Regions from separate parts of the Homo sapiens genome. Here region 1 is linked to region 2. Evidence: chromatin contacts called from ENCODE Hi-C or POLR2A ChIA-PET data. All regions are on one chromosome and are shown on one strand. The core of a region is the stretch at or near the end of the contact, and the rest is flanking DNA. Distances in the headings are between cores, read along the strand shown.

What was found. Hi-C counts contacts between places; a loop is a spot of excess contacts on that map. ChIA-PET counts read pairs that join two places held with the same protein, here RNA polymerase II (POLR2A). Pooled maps may share reads with other maps.
Region 1: a loop to region 2 is called in a pooled map, with 2.2 times the contacts of the local background. The contact joins the promoter of SAA1 here to the promoter of LDHC in region 2. A Hi-C loop is called at or near these places in 1 of 50 pooled maps. POLR2A ChIA-PET finds 5 or more read pairs at or near these places in 2 of 52 experiments (A673 and activated T-cell).

What each region holds. Positions count from the first base shown.
Region 1 is chr11:18,261,613-18,268,880 of GRCh38, forward strand. It overlaps SAA1 (serum amyloid A1), which reads left to right and starts at 4,652. Exons shown (of 4, transcript NM_199161.5): 1 at 4,652-4,684; 2 at 5,272-5,366. The coding sequence starts at 5,276. It also overlaps the pseudogene ST13P5 and the pseudogene RNA5SP334.
Region 2 is chr11:18,408,158-18,414,675 of GRCh38, forward strand. It overlaps LDHC (lactate dehydrogenase C), which reads left to right and starts at 4,161. Exons shown (of 8, transcript NM_017448.5): 1 at 4,161-4,251; 2 at 4,552-4,686. The coding sequence starts at 4,561. It overlaps LDHA (lactate dehydrogenase A), which reads left to right. Exons shown (of 8, transcript NM_005566.4): 8 at 1-268.

The DNA.
Region 1 (7,268 bases), core at 3,402-5,901, 150 kb before region 2:
CTCCGGAGAGTTTTGAATGGAGAGTGATAGAAGTTGTCTTGTGTTGTAACAGTCTGGCTGCTATACTGAAAAGAGACTAGTTGGCGGCAAAGGGGGAAATGTGGAAGCCAGTTAAGAAGCCATCATAACCCAGAAGGTGATGCCTAATAACATCTCTCTGGGAGCAGCGGAGAGATGATAAGGGTTTGCCTTCTGAATATGTTTTTTGACAATTAATGTAAACATTTCAAGTAGGCTGAGATTTTATTGCATATTAACAATGTCCATGTTCACTCGCGGCAGCCGCCCCCTTCTGCGCGGTCATGCCGAGCCAGCACCTGGGCCTGGAACTGGGCCGCAGCCCCCAGCTTCACCCACCACCTCCCTACCATGGACCCCTGCAAAGTGAACGAGCTTCGGGCCTTTGTGAAAATGTGTAAGCAGGATCCGAGCGTTCTGCACACCGAGGAAATGCGCTTCCTGAGAGAGTGGGTGGAGAGCATGGGAGGTAAAGTACCACCTGCTACTCAGAAGGCTAAATCAGAAGAAAATACCAAGGAAGAAAAACCTGATAGTAAGAAGGTGGAGGAAGACTTAAAGGCAGACGAACCATCAACTGAGGAAAGTGATCTAGAAATTGATAAAGAAGGTGTGATTGAACCAGACACTGATGCTCCTCAAGAAATGGGAGATGAAAATGTGGAGATAACGGAGGAGATGATGGATCAGGCAAATGATAAAAAAGTGGCTGCTATTGAAGTCCTAAATGATGGTGAACTCCAGAAAGCCATTGACTTATTCACAGATGCCATCAAGCTGAATCCTCGCTTGGCCATTTTGTATGCAAAGAGGGCCAGTGTCTTCGTCAAATTACAGAAGCCAAATGCTGCCATCCAAGACTGTGACAGAGCCATTGAAATAAATCCTGATTCAGCTCAGCCTTACAAGTGGCGGGGGAAAGCACACAGACTTCTAGGCCACTGGGAAGAAGCAGCCCATGATCTTGCCTTTGCCTGTAAATTGGATTATGATGAAGATGCTAGTGCAATGCTGAAAGAAGTTCAACCTAGGGCACAGAAAATTGCAGAACATTGGAGAAAGTATGAGCGAAAACATGAAGAGCGAGAGATCAAAGAAAGAATAGAACGAGTTAAGAAGGCTCAAGAAGAGCAGGAGAGAGCCCAGAGGGAGGAAGAAGCCAGACGACAGTCAGGAGCTCACTATGGCCCTTTTCCAGGTGGCTTTCCTGGTGGAATGCCTGGTAATTTTCCCGGAGGAATGCCTGGAATGGGAGGGGACATGCCTGGAATGGCCGGAATGCCTGGACTCAATGAAATTCTTAGTGATCCAGAGGCTCTTGCAGCCATGCAGGATCCAGAAGTTATGGTGGCCTTCCAGGATGTGGCTCAGAACCCAGCAAATATGTCAAAATACCAGAGCAACCCAAAGGTTATGAATCTCATCAGTAAATTGTCAGCCAAATTTGGAGGTCAAGCATAATGCCCTTCTGATAAATAAAGCCCTGCTGAAGGAAAAGCAACCTAGATCACCTTATGGATGTCGCAATAATACAAACCAACGTACCTCTGACCTTCTCATCAAGAGAGCTGGGGTGCTTTGAAGATAATCCCTACCCCTCTCCCCCAAATGCAGCTGAAGCATTTTACAGTGGTTTGCCATTAGGGTATTCATTCAGATAATGTTTTCCTACTAGGAATTACAAACTTTAAACACTTTTTAAATCTTCAAATATTTAAAACAAATTTAAAGGGTCTGTTAATTCTTATATTTTTCTTTACTAATCATTGTGGATTTTTCCTTAAATTATTGGGCAGGGAATATACTTATTTATGGAAGATTACTGCTCTAATTTGAGTGAAATAAAAGTTATTAGTGCGAGGCAAACATAAAAAAAAAAAGTCCATGTTCATCTCTAAATGACATCATTGTTCCAAAGCTTTTCCATTCTTCTTAACCTTCCACCTGTCAATCTATAGGAGATGACTTCTCCTACTTCACTCATGCATTGACTCCTTCAATCAATAAAAGTGACTAAGAACCTGCTACAGGTGAGGTGCTGTGTTTGGTGTTAAAGTGACAACAGTTATCTGTCAATAAGCCTGACAAGGTTCCTATCCCTGTGTTTTGTGCACTCTGGGTCAAACTCAGAAATGCAAACAGGTGGAGAGCGATGAGTTCTATGACTGGTAAAGAAAAGGGCCTGCTGGTTTCCCTCAGGATCTCTGTCCTTCATCTCAAAATGCATCTTCCTTGTTATCGTTCCTCTCCTTCCTGTCTCAGAGGAAGACCTGCTCCTGCTACACTCTGGGCAACCTTGTCCCCGTGGCCCTGTGGCCCCTTGGTTGTTGAAGTCTATGTTATGCCCTATCTTTTACCCTCAGTCACTCTCTCTGTTAACATTCTCCCTGTGCCCTGTAACCCTCCCTCATCTTTAAATAAATCCTCCTCCTTTGACCTTCGCATGTATTCAGTCATGCAACTCAACAAGCATTTATTGCACAGTGATATTCAATTTGCCACTTGCTAAAAGTCTGAACCTTGGCAGCTGAATGTGATCAGAAAAAAAGCACGACTGCTATGACTAGTCTCACTTTAAATTCATGGTCGTTGACCAAGAGCTACCATACAATCCACTACCTTTCTCAAGTTCAGTCACATTCTTCCTTTCCTAGATGTCTGCTTTCTACTTCTCTTCTCTTCTGAAACTTCCCACAACTCCTCGTTCATTCTCTTCTCAGTTGACAACTTTGCTTCCTATTTCACTGAAAAATAGAAGCAATCAGATATGAACTTCTGGCTGGGCATGGTAGCTCATGCCTATAATCTCAGCACTTTGGGAGGCCAAGGCAGGAGGACTGCAGGTTAGGAATTTGAGACCAGCCTGGGCAACATGGTGAAACTCCCACTGTACTAAAAATTTTAAAAATTACTCAAACATATTGGCAAACAACTGCAGTCCCAGCTACTTGGGAGGTTGAGATGCAAGGATCACTTAAACCTGGGAGGCTGAGGCTGCAGTGAGCCATGATTGCACCACTGCACTCCAGCTCAGGCAACAGAGCAAGACCCTGTCTTGAGAGGAGAGGAGAAGAGAGGAGGGGAGGGGAGGGCAGGGGAGGGGAGGGGAGGGGAAGGGAGAGGGGAGGGGAGAGGGGAGGAGAGAGGGGAGGGGAGGGGAGGGGAGGGGAGGGGAGGAGAGGAGGATCAGGTGAGGAGTATGCCAAGGAGTGTTTTTAAGACTTACTGTTTTCTCTTTCCCAACAAGATTGTCATTTCCTTTAAAAAGTAGTTATCCTGAGGCCTATATTCATAGCATTCTGAAAGAAAGAAAAGAAAAGAGGAAAGAAAGAGAGAGGAAGGAAGGAAGGAGAAAGAGAGAGGAAGGAAGGAGAAAGAGAGAGGAAGGAAGGGAGGAAGAGAAGAAGGGAGGAAGAAAAGAAGGAAGGAAGGAGGGAGGGAGGGAAGGGAGGGAGGGAAAGAGGAAGAAAGGAGGGAAAGAAGGAAGGAAGAGAGAGAGGAAGGAAGGAGGAAGAGAGAAGAAGGAAGGAGGAAGACAGAGAGGGAGTAAGGAAGGAAGGAAGGAGAAAGAGAGAGGAAGGAAGAAATGAAGGAAGGAAGGAAAGAAAGAAAAAATAAAAGAGTGAAAACGGACTGGAGAAGAAGAAACCACAGTTGCTGCTATATCCACCAGCCTCTCTGCATGTCCTGGCCTCAGCCCTGCTGGGCTCTGGTACTGACCACTTCCTTCCTTCCTAATTTCCTAATTGACTAGGCCAGCTGAGCAGGGCTTTTCTGTGCTGAGGAGGTAAATCTCTGGATATCTAGACTGAGGGGTGGAAGGAGCCTTCCAGGGCACACATGAGACATGGCAGGGGTAGGCTGCTAGTTTTATTTTGTTTTCTTTTAGACACAGGGTCTTGCTCTGTTAACCAGGCTGGAGTGCAGTGGCGTGATTATAGCTCACTGCAGCCTTGACCTCCTGGGTCTCCCACAATCCTTCCGCTTCAGCCTCTTGAGTAGCTGGGACTGCAGGTGCACACTACCACACCCGGTCCATTTATTTTTATATTTCGTAGAGACAAGATCTTACAGTTTTGCACAGAGTGATCTTAAACTCTTGACCCCAAGTGATCCTCCTGCCTTGGCCTCCAAAAGCATTGGGATTATAGGAGTGAGCCACTGTGCTGGACCTAGTCTGTCAGCTTTGAAGCTTTAGATATGAACTCAGAGGGACTTCATTTCAGAGGCATCTGCCATGTGGCCCAGCAGAGCCCATCCTGAGGAAATGACTGGTAGAGTCAGGAGCTGGCTTCAAAGCTGCCCTCACTTCACACCTTCCAGCAGCCCAGGTGCCGCCATCACGGGGCTCCCACTCTCAACTCCGCAGCCTCAGCCCCCTCAATGCTGAGGAGCAGAGCTGGTCTCCTGCCCTGACAGCTGCCAGGCACATCTTGTTCCCTCAGGTTGCACAACTGGGATAAATGACCCGGGATGAAGAAACCACTGGCATCCAGGAACTTGTCTTAGACCGTTTTGTAGGGGAAATGACCTGCAGGGACTTTCCCCAGGGACCACATCCAGCTTTTCTTCGCTCCCAAGAAACCAGCAGGGAAGGCTCAGTATAAATAGCAGCCACCGCTCCCTGGCAGGCAGGGACCCGCAGCTCAGCTACAGCACAGATCAGGTGAGGAGCACACCAAGGAGTGATTTTTAAAACTTACTCTGTTTTCTCTTTCCCAACAAGATTATCATTTCCTTTAAAAAAAATAGTTATCCTGGGGCATACAGCCATACCATTCTGAAGGTGTCTTATCTCCTCTGATCTAGAGAGGTAAGCAGGGTCGGGCCTGGTAGTACTTGGATGGGAGAACACCTGGGAATACCAGGTGCTAAAGGCTTTAAGAATAAAAAATAATGATCCTGCTTTGTGTTTATCCCATGTTGAGTTCTGTGCGGGGCAGAGGGAACACACGGTAAATGCGTTATGGGGAATTATAGGCTACTTGAGGGAGTGACAGTCTGGTGGTAACTCCTGCCTTCCTCCATCAGTGCCACGTTGGCATCCTCTTATGCAGTCAGGCTTCAGGGCTGATGGGTTCAGAACCGAGGGCTTCTGGCTCTGAGTGAGGTCCTGCTGCAAGGTTTCCTAGATGAGCCACTGAGACTCTAATAAGATCCAGTGGAAATAACCAGGCTCTCGTCGGAATATAAGTCCCAAGGGAAGCTGTGCCAGTCTTGTGGGCGACTGCCTGACTTCTCCTTTCATTTCAGCACCATGAAGCTTCTCACGGGCCTGGTTTTCTGCTCCTTGGTCCTGGGTGTCAGCAGCCGAAGCTTCTTTTCGTTCCTTGGCGAGGCTTTTGATGGTAAGGCTTCAGAAGGTTTGCAGGATTTCTGAAGAGAAACATCACCCTGGACCTGATAAACTGGGGAAAATGATGCTTTCGGAAGGCTGCTTTTGAACCACAGAGTTGCTAGTGTCTGCGTTGCTGAGGCCTGCCAGGAACTAGGGTTTGCTGGGTTGCCTGTCTCGAGTCTTTCAGAGCTGCTGGGAATATCCCCTTTCCCCGTAGTGCAGCTTCTCAGGATGTGTTAAGTGGATGGATCACATTTCAGAAGCCGCTGCAAGGTGTATCAAAAACACATCTCCTGAGCCGTAAGGGACGGGGCATCCAGTAACAACGCACACGGGGTATTTTTGGGCTTCCTTAAGATTTGAGCCGCTGCCTTAGGTTGTGCTGCCCAATGTGCCTGGGGAGCTGCTAAACAGATTAGAGAGTCGAGGATTGTTGTCAGTTACTCAGAGAAAGAACAATCATCCTTTCCAGGAGCACCTGAGCTGTTTGTTTTGCGTAGAAGATGCAAAATAAGGCCTGCAATGGGTATAAAATGTCCCTCAGCATAAATCGCATAGGAGTATGACTAAGGCTGTTGACTCTTCTGTCTTCTTTCTCCTTCCTCCTTCGATTTCCTAGTTGGATAATGTACAGGGCTCTTTAGCCTCGCTCTGTCAGGGGCTCCCTTCCTGGTTTGTTCTGTTTCCATTCTTCCTTCTCCAGCCTTCTTGACAAGAGCTGGGAACTAACGTGCCTCAAGCCCCCACAAGGACCACAGCATTTTCTCATTTAGTTTCAGAATGACTCTGTGACGCAATCTTCCTCTCTTGGAAGGTGAGAAAGCTGATCTTGGAAGGTGAGAAAGCTGAGACTTAGAGCAGCTGAAGCCAATGCCCAGGGACTTACTGCCAGTCAGCAGGTGGCAGGGCAGAGGTTTGAGCCCGGCTGTGCTTGAGGTCAGGGCTCTTGCCAGGTAGACGCATCACTGACCACCTCCTAGAGGTTGATGGTTATGAATCTCAGGCACACCTTGGCATCACCTGAAATACCCATGCCTTCAACTCCCCAGCAGAGTCTGCAGAAACTGGCCTGGGGTGTGGCCTGGGCACTGGGACTTTCAGTTTCTCTCTGGGTGATTAGAAAGTGCAGCCAAGGCTCACGCCTGTAATTCCAGCACTTTGGGAGGCCAAGGTGGATGAATCACTTGAGGTCATGAGTTCCGGAGCAGCCTGGCCAACATGGTGAAACCCCGTCTCTACTAAAAATACTAAAATGTAGCCAGGCGTGGTGGCAGGCACCTGTAATCCCAGCTACTCAGGAGGCTGAAGCACGAGAATCACTTGAACCCGAGAAGCAGAGGTTGCAGTGACTAGAGATCGCACCAGTGTCCTCCAACCTGGGTGACAGAGCGAGACTCCATCTAAAAAAAATGAAAAAGAAAGTGCAGCCAAGGCAGAGCACCACTGCCCTATTGCTTCCTCAAGCAACCCACAGCATCAGTACAGCCTACTAAGAAAGTATTTAGGGACTTTTATGCTCCTAACAGTCACTGGAACTCACGTCACAATGACGTGTATTCCATTTGCAAGAATATATACTTTAGGTCGGGGTGCGGTGGCTCACGCCTGTAATCCCAGCACTTTGGGAGGCCAAGGCAGGGGGATCACGAGGTCAGGAGTTCGAGACCAGCCTGACCAACATGGTGAAATCCCCGTCTCTACTAAAAATACAAAAATTAGCCAGGCGTGATGGCGCATGCCTGTAATCTCAGCTACTCAGGAGGCTGAGGCAGAAGAATCTCTTGAACCTGGGAGGTGGAGGTTGCGATGAGCTGAGATAGCACCACTGCACTCCAGCCTGGGCGACAGAGCAAGACTCTGTCTAAAAAAAAAAAAAAAAAAAAAAAAAAAAAAAAGAATATAAACTTTAGTA
Region 2 (6,518 bases), core at 2,911-5,410:
AGATTTTTGAGATCTTGTCCTCTGGAAGCTGGTAACAATTAAAAACAATCTTAAGGCAGGGTGCAGTGGCTCATGCCTATAATCCCAGCACTTTGGGAAGCCCAGGTGGGCTGATCACTGGAGGCCAGGAATTGGGGACCAGCCTGGCCAACACAACAAAACCCCATCTGTTAAAAAAACAAAACAAAACCAAAAAAAACAAGTAACCTTGGTGGATGTCTACTCAAGTTTTCTGCACATTTTTCTGAAAATACAACTGTGACCCTTATCCAGGCCTGAAAACCATACTTGTAAAGGTTAACTGAACAACATTATTGTCATTCCCAACTCCAGGATCTTTTTCCAAAGATTCTTTCCTGAGAGCTAGTTAAGGGAAGGAATTATCTTAAAGCCTGGTTGTCCAATCTTTTGCTTTCCCTGAGCCACATTGGAAGAAGAATTGTCTTGGGCCACACATTAAATACACTAACATGTGCCAGCTGTGGTGGCTGACACCTATAATCCCAGCACTTGGGGAGGCTGAGGCGGGTGGATCAGGAGTTCAAGACTAGCATGGCCAACATGGTGAAACCCCATCTGTACTAAAAATCGAAAGATTTGCCAGGTATGGTGGCCTATGCTTGTAATCCCAGCTACTTGGGAAGCTGAGGCACAAGAGGCTGAGGTGAGAGGATCGCTTGAACCGGGGAGGCAGAGATTGAAGTGAGCCAAGATGGCACCACTGCACTCGAGCCTGGGCAACACAGCGAGACTGTCTCAATAAAAATTAAAGAAATTAACACTAATGATAGCTGATGAGCTACAAAAAAGTTCATGATCTGGATACCTGCTGCCACCTAAAGAGTCCTCACATTCAAAGGGTTGGACACAGCTATAAAGCGTATCGTTCTGTGGATTTTTAGTGTATTCACATAGTTGGCAACCATCACCAGTATCTAATCTTAGAATATAGGCTGGGTGCAGTGGCTTCAAATTCCCAGCACTTTAGGAGGCCAAGGTGGGTAGATTGCTTGAGCCCAGGAGTTCCAGACCAGTCTGGGCAACATGGCAAAAGCCTGTCTCTACAAAAAAGAAATTAGCTAGGCGTGGTGGCAGGTGCCTGTAGTCCTAGCTGCACAGGAGGCTCAGGTGGGAGGATCCCTTGAACCCGGGAGATAAAGGTTGCAGTGAGCCAAGATCCCACCACTGTACTCCAGCCTGGGTGACAGAGTGAGACCCTGTTTCAAAAAAAAAAAAAAGAATATTTTAATTAGCACAAAAAGAGGCCTGTACTTAATCCTGTAGCCTTTTGTAAACTTTGAGTCACCTTCAGTCTTTAAAATTTTTAAATTTACATTAATTTTATATTATTTGATACAATAAATTAGTCAATACCAACATGACTGAAAAATAATATTTAAGTGAAATAGACTGATTCTATTAATCTTTCATGAATTTTCAAATGCAATCTTGTAAAGTTTCCTTACTTATGGGCAAAATAAATGTTCCAGGTTCAGTTTGTACCTTCCTGCCCCAGGCAAGGAATAGGCCAACTCTGCAAAGAAACTTGATTTTTTTTTTCCATAGTAACCTTGGGAACTAAATTAAGCAGGCCTTATCCCCATCTCACAGAAGTTGCCAGTTAGTGTAGAAGCAAATGTGATGCTCAGAACATGGTTCTACTTCCTTTTTTTCCCCCACTAAAGCCCATGTTGCCAAAATAAAACTCAGTACTTCAAAGCCATGTTCTTTAAAAATTCTTTAAATTTTTTTTTTATTTTGGCCAGGTGCGGTGGCTCACGCCTGTAATCCCAGCACTTTGGGAGGCTGAGGCGGGTGGATCACAAGGTCAGGAGATTGAAAACATCCTGGCTAACATAGTGAAACTCCATCTCTACTAAAAATACAAAAAATTAGCTGGGCATGGTGGCGGGCGCCTGTAGTCCCAGCTACTCGGGAGGCTGAGGCAGGAGAATGGCGTGAACCCGGGAGGCGGAGCTTGCAGTGAGCCGAGATCGGACCACTGTACTACAGCCTGGGCGAGACTGCGAGACTCTGTCTCAAAAAAAATTATTTTATTTTATTTTGTTTTTATTTTTGGGGGTAGAGATGGGGGTCTCCCTATGTTGCCAGACTGGTCTTGAACTCCTGGGCTGAAGCCTCGGCCTCCCAAAGTGCTGGGATTGCAGGAGTGAGCCACCATGTCTGGCCCAAAAATTCTTTAGTGAGTACCTACTATGCTTTGGTAAATGTTGCAATGTACAAGAATAAATAAAGACAAATTTTGGTTCTAAAGTTACTGCAATCAAGTAAGCAAAATGTTAAGTAAGTTTGGAGTATTTGGGCAGGCATGGATGAAGAGCCAGTTCTAGTCATCTAGCATCAGTTTGGCCACTACCAAGCTGATACCTTCCTTGGCCGCCAGGGGCCTGAGGCAGGTGTAGAGCTTAAATTTCCAGTCCATCCAGGCCAGCAATCTCCCTCTCAGCCCGGGGATAAATGAGGTTGCTGTGGAGGTATAGGACCAAGTGGTTGCTGCTCCTGTCTGCTATAGGAGGCCTCTAGCTTCAGGCTAGTTGCTGGTTGAGAAAAGTGCCATAAGAGAGAGATATACAGGAAATGATGGTAGTTGACATTTGTCAAGGAAAGCCAGAGTATGTATGTGCAAAGCTGAAAATGAGGAATTAACCTTGAGAAGGGCTGGGGAAAGAGCTTTCTTGGTTTAAAGAACAGCAAAAAGTCCTGATCCAAAAAAGCTGTCCAAAGCCTAGTTGGAAGGAAGTGTATTGAGTGTCCTGAGATGATATGGGAAGTGGGGGTAGGAGGCCAAATCTTGAAGATCTAGGTTGTGGTAAAAGTGGGTTACTCTACCTGTAATGGAAAGCCACGGAAGAGTTTAAAGCAGGGTTATTGCATAATCTGAACCATATTGAAAACAAATACTGACTGGGTGCGGTGGTTCACGCCTGTAATCCCAGCACTTTGGGAGGCCGAGGTGGGTGGATCACTTGAGGTCAAGAGTTCGAGACCAGCCTGGCCAGCAAGGTGAAATACAAAAAAATACAAAAAAATTTGCCCGGCGGCTGGGCACGGTGGCTCAGCACGGTGGCTCACGCCTGTAATCCCAACACTTTGGGAGGGCGGATCACTAGGTCAGGAGTTGGAGACCATTCTGACCAACATGGTGAAACCCCATCTCTACTAAAAATACAAAAATTAGCCGGGCGTGGTGGCGCACGCCTGTAGTCCCAGTTACTTGGGAGGCTGAGGCAGGAGAATTGCTTGAACCCAGGCGGCGGAGGTTGCAGTGAACTGAGATTGTGCCACTGCACTCCAGCCTGGGCGACAGAGTGAGACTCTGTCTCAAAAACAACAACAATAACAACACTACAGGCTATTATAAGAAAAATAAATTATATTTTGGATTTTGAAAAAGGTTCAAATGCAAATACTCTACAAAAGATGGAGTAGGTTGTGTCCCCTTCTGTGAGATATATATCTCTCTCACAAAAAAAAAAATATATATGTAAATTTTTTTTGAGATGGAGTTTCTCTCTTGTTGCCCAGTCTGGAGTGCAGTGGCGCGATCTTGGCTCACTGCAACCTCCGCCTCCTGGGTTCAAGCGATTCTCCTGCCTCAGCCTCCCAAGTAGCTGGGACTACAGGCATGCACCACCATGCCCGACTAATTTTATATTTTTAGTAGAGACGGGGTTTCGCCATGTTGGCCAGGCTGTTCTCAAACTCCTGACCTCAGGTGATCCACCTGCCTCGGACTCCCAAAGTGCTGGGATTACAGGTGTGAGCCACCGCGTCCGGCCATGAGTTATAAATATTAACAATTTCTTGCTGTAAATTGAAAGCATCCTTCGCGTCTTTGCGTTTCATTACCACCCTCTGTTCTCTCAAGAGAAATTCTAACTTTATTTCAGCACTCAGTCCTGAAGTTACAGAAGTTAATAATTTTTTAAAATCCTGCAAACAATGCATGGATATCCCCGTCTTGCACACTCTTTGGGCCAGTCTAGAATTCTTCCCATCAGCATTTCGGTGATCTGGACCGCCGCCACCCACACTGCGCTCCAGGGCAGAAAAGACGCCCCATGCCCGCGCCTGGGCCGGCGGGGGGCGGAGCTTGCGTGCTGACGCATAAGAGCCGAGCGGGGGAACGTGCGTGTCTCGAGTCGCACGGAGGGCAACCGTCGACGGGCTTAGCGCCTCAACTGTCGTTGGTGTATTTTTCTGGTGTCACTTCTGTGCCTTCCTTCAAAGGTGGTGCTTTGTCCCTGTGGGTCATCTGTACTGATTGCGCCAAGCAAAGCATTTGTGAGCGTGTGGTGCTGGGGTGAAAGTGGTGGCTGGGGGCAGGGAGAAATCCAAAAGCCCGCTGGTGCCCCAGCCCTCCCATTGCCTGGTAGACTGGGCCTTGCTTTACCCTCCCCGCATCCTTTGACCAGGAAATTCTTTCTTTGGCTTCCCCCCATCCCCGGCTCCAACATTCTGCAAACTGAAGAGGTAGTTTCTTAGATGTTCAGTGTGGTTAATCCAATGAAATTGCATTATCCCTATCAGGTTCTCCAAATGTCAACTGTCAAGGAGCAGCTAATTGAGAAGCTAATTGAGGATGATGAAAACTCCCAGTGTAAAATTACTATTGTTGGAACTGGTGCCGTAGGCATGGCTTGTGCTATTAGTATCTTACTGAAGGTGAGTGAGAAGCCCATCCTGTGGCTGAAAATCAAGTGAGCACTTCAGAGTGTTGTATATGTCGATGTATTCAGGGTTGCAAGGTTAATCCCTTGAAAGCAATTATGTATCCTTTGACCTTTCCTCCCTCCCTCCCTCCCTCCCTTCCTTCCTTCCTTCCTTCCTTTTTCTTTCTCTCTTTCTTTTCCTTTTTTTTTAAACTTCTTCTTTCTTTTCCTTTCTTTTTTTTTCTGACTTTCCTTTTCTTTTTCTTTTTTTGAGACAGGATTTGTCTGTTACCCAGGTTGGAGTGCAGTGGCGCGATCTTGGCCCACTGCAACCTCCACCTCCCGGGATCAAGCGATTCTCCTGCCTCAGCCTCTTGAATAACTGGGGCCACAGGCATGCACCACCAGGCCTGGCTAATTTTTTATATTTTTAGTAGAGATGGGGTTTCTCCATGTTGGCCAGGCTGGTTTCGAACTCCTGACCTCAAGTGATCCGCCTGCCTCGGCCTCCCAGAGTACTGGGATTACAGGCATGAGCCACCACACCTGGCTGCCAATAGGTATTGTTTTTAACCCTTGTGCCCTCCTCCCTCTCTGCTTTTGGAGTCCCCAGTGTTTATTGTTCTCTCTTTTTTTTTTTTTTTTTTTTTTGAGACGGAGTCTCGCTCTGTTGCCAGGCTGGAGTGCAGCGGCAGGATCTCGGCTCCCGGCAACCTTTGCCTCCCGGGTTCAAGCAGTTCTCCTGCCTCAGCCTCCTGAGTAGCTGGGACTACAGGCATGTGCCACCACGCCCAGCTAATTTTTATATTTTTAGTAGAGACGGGGTTTCATCATGTTGGCCAGGATGGCCTTGATTTCTTGACCTCGTGATCCGCCTGCCTCAGCCTCCCAAAGTGCTGGGATTACAGGCATGAGCCACCACGCCTGGCCTTAAGTAGGGACTTTTACTTCTTTCCCTTACTGTTCGCTTTTGGAATCTGGCTATTGAAATCTGAATGAATACACTCCTTGTATATAGTTCCGTACTCTGTCACATGTGACAAAAACCCAGTTTAAATTAGGGTAAGCAGAAAAAGACGAAATATTGTTCATGTAACTGGAAATAGGGCAAAACTGCTTCAGGTACTACCGGATTCTGAAGTTCACACATATCAAGACATAGTCTTTGTATATCTTGGTTTAGATTTTCTCTGTTGGCTTAATTCGTAGAGCCTTTCTATGTGGTGGTAAAGATGGCTGTACAGTTTGTTCTTAGATTCTTGTTTTTTCTCCAACTCTACAGTCCTTACTAATGTTCTTAGATTTGCATGTTATTCTTAGAGCTTATGATTCCAAAGAAAAGTGAGATGTAATCTTCCGTCTTCCATTTTCAAACTTCATAGACATGCTTGTTTCTTATACCTGGGCCATATGTCCACTTATGAACTGATTTCTGTGACCAGAAGGAAAGGATGGAACAATTGGCTAGGTCTGGTTTTATGCCCATCTACCCTAAGCTTGGAAAACCAATGTTAATTGTACTGCACTGAAACATATGGAATGGGTTCCCATGGAAAAGAGAAATTCTATTACCAGAAAAAGGGACACTAGACAGATGAAAACAATAAGTGTTCATCAGAGGTGGTTACCTTCCTGTTTGGGCCATAACGACGCATACTAAAAGCAGCTTTAGCCAACTCAGAAATTAGGGTTAAGGTTAAATATAATAAAATCCTGGCCGGGCGCAGTGGCTCAGGCCTGTAATCCCAGGACTTTGCGAGGCTGAGGTGGGTAGATCACTTGAGGTTAGGAGTTTGAGACCAGCCTGACCAATATGGTGAAACCCCGTCTGTACTAAAAATACAA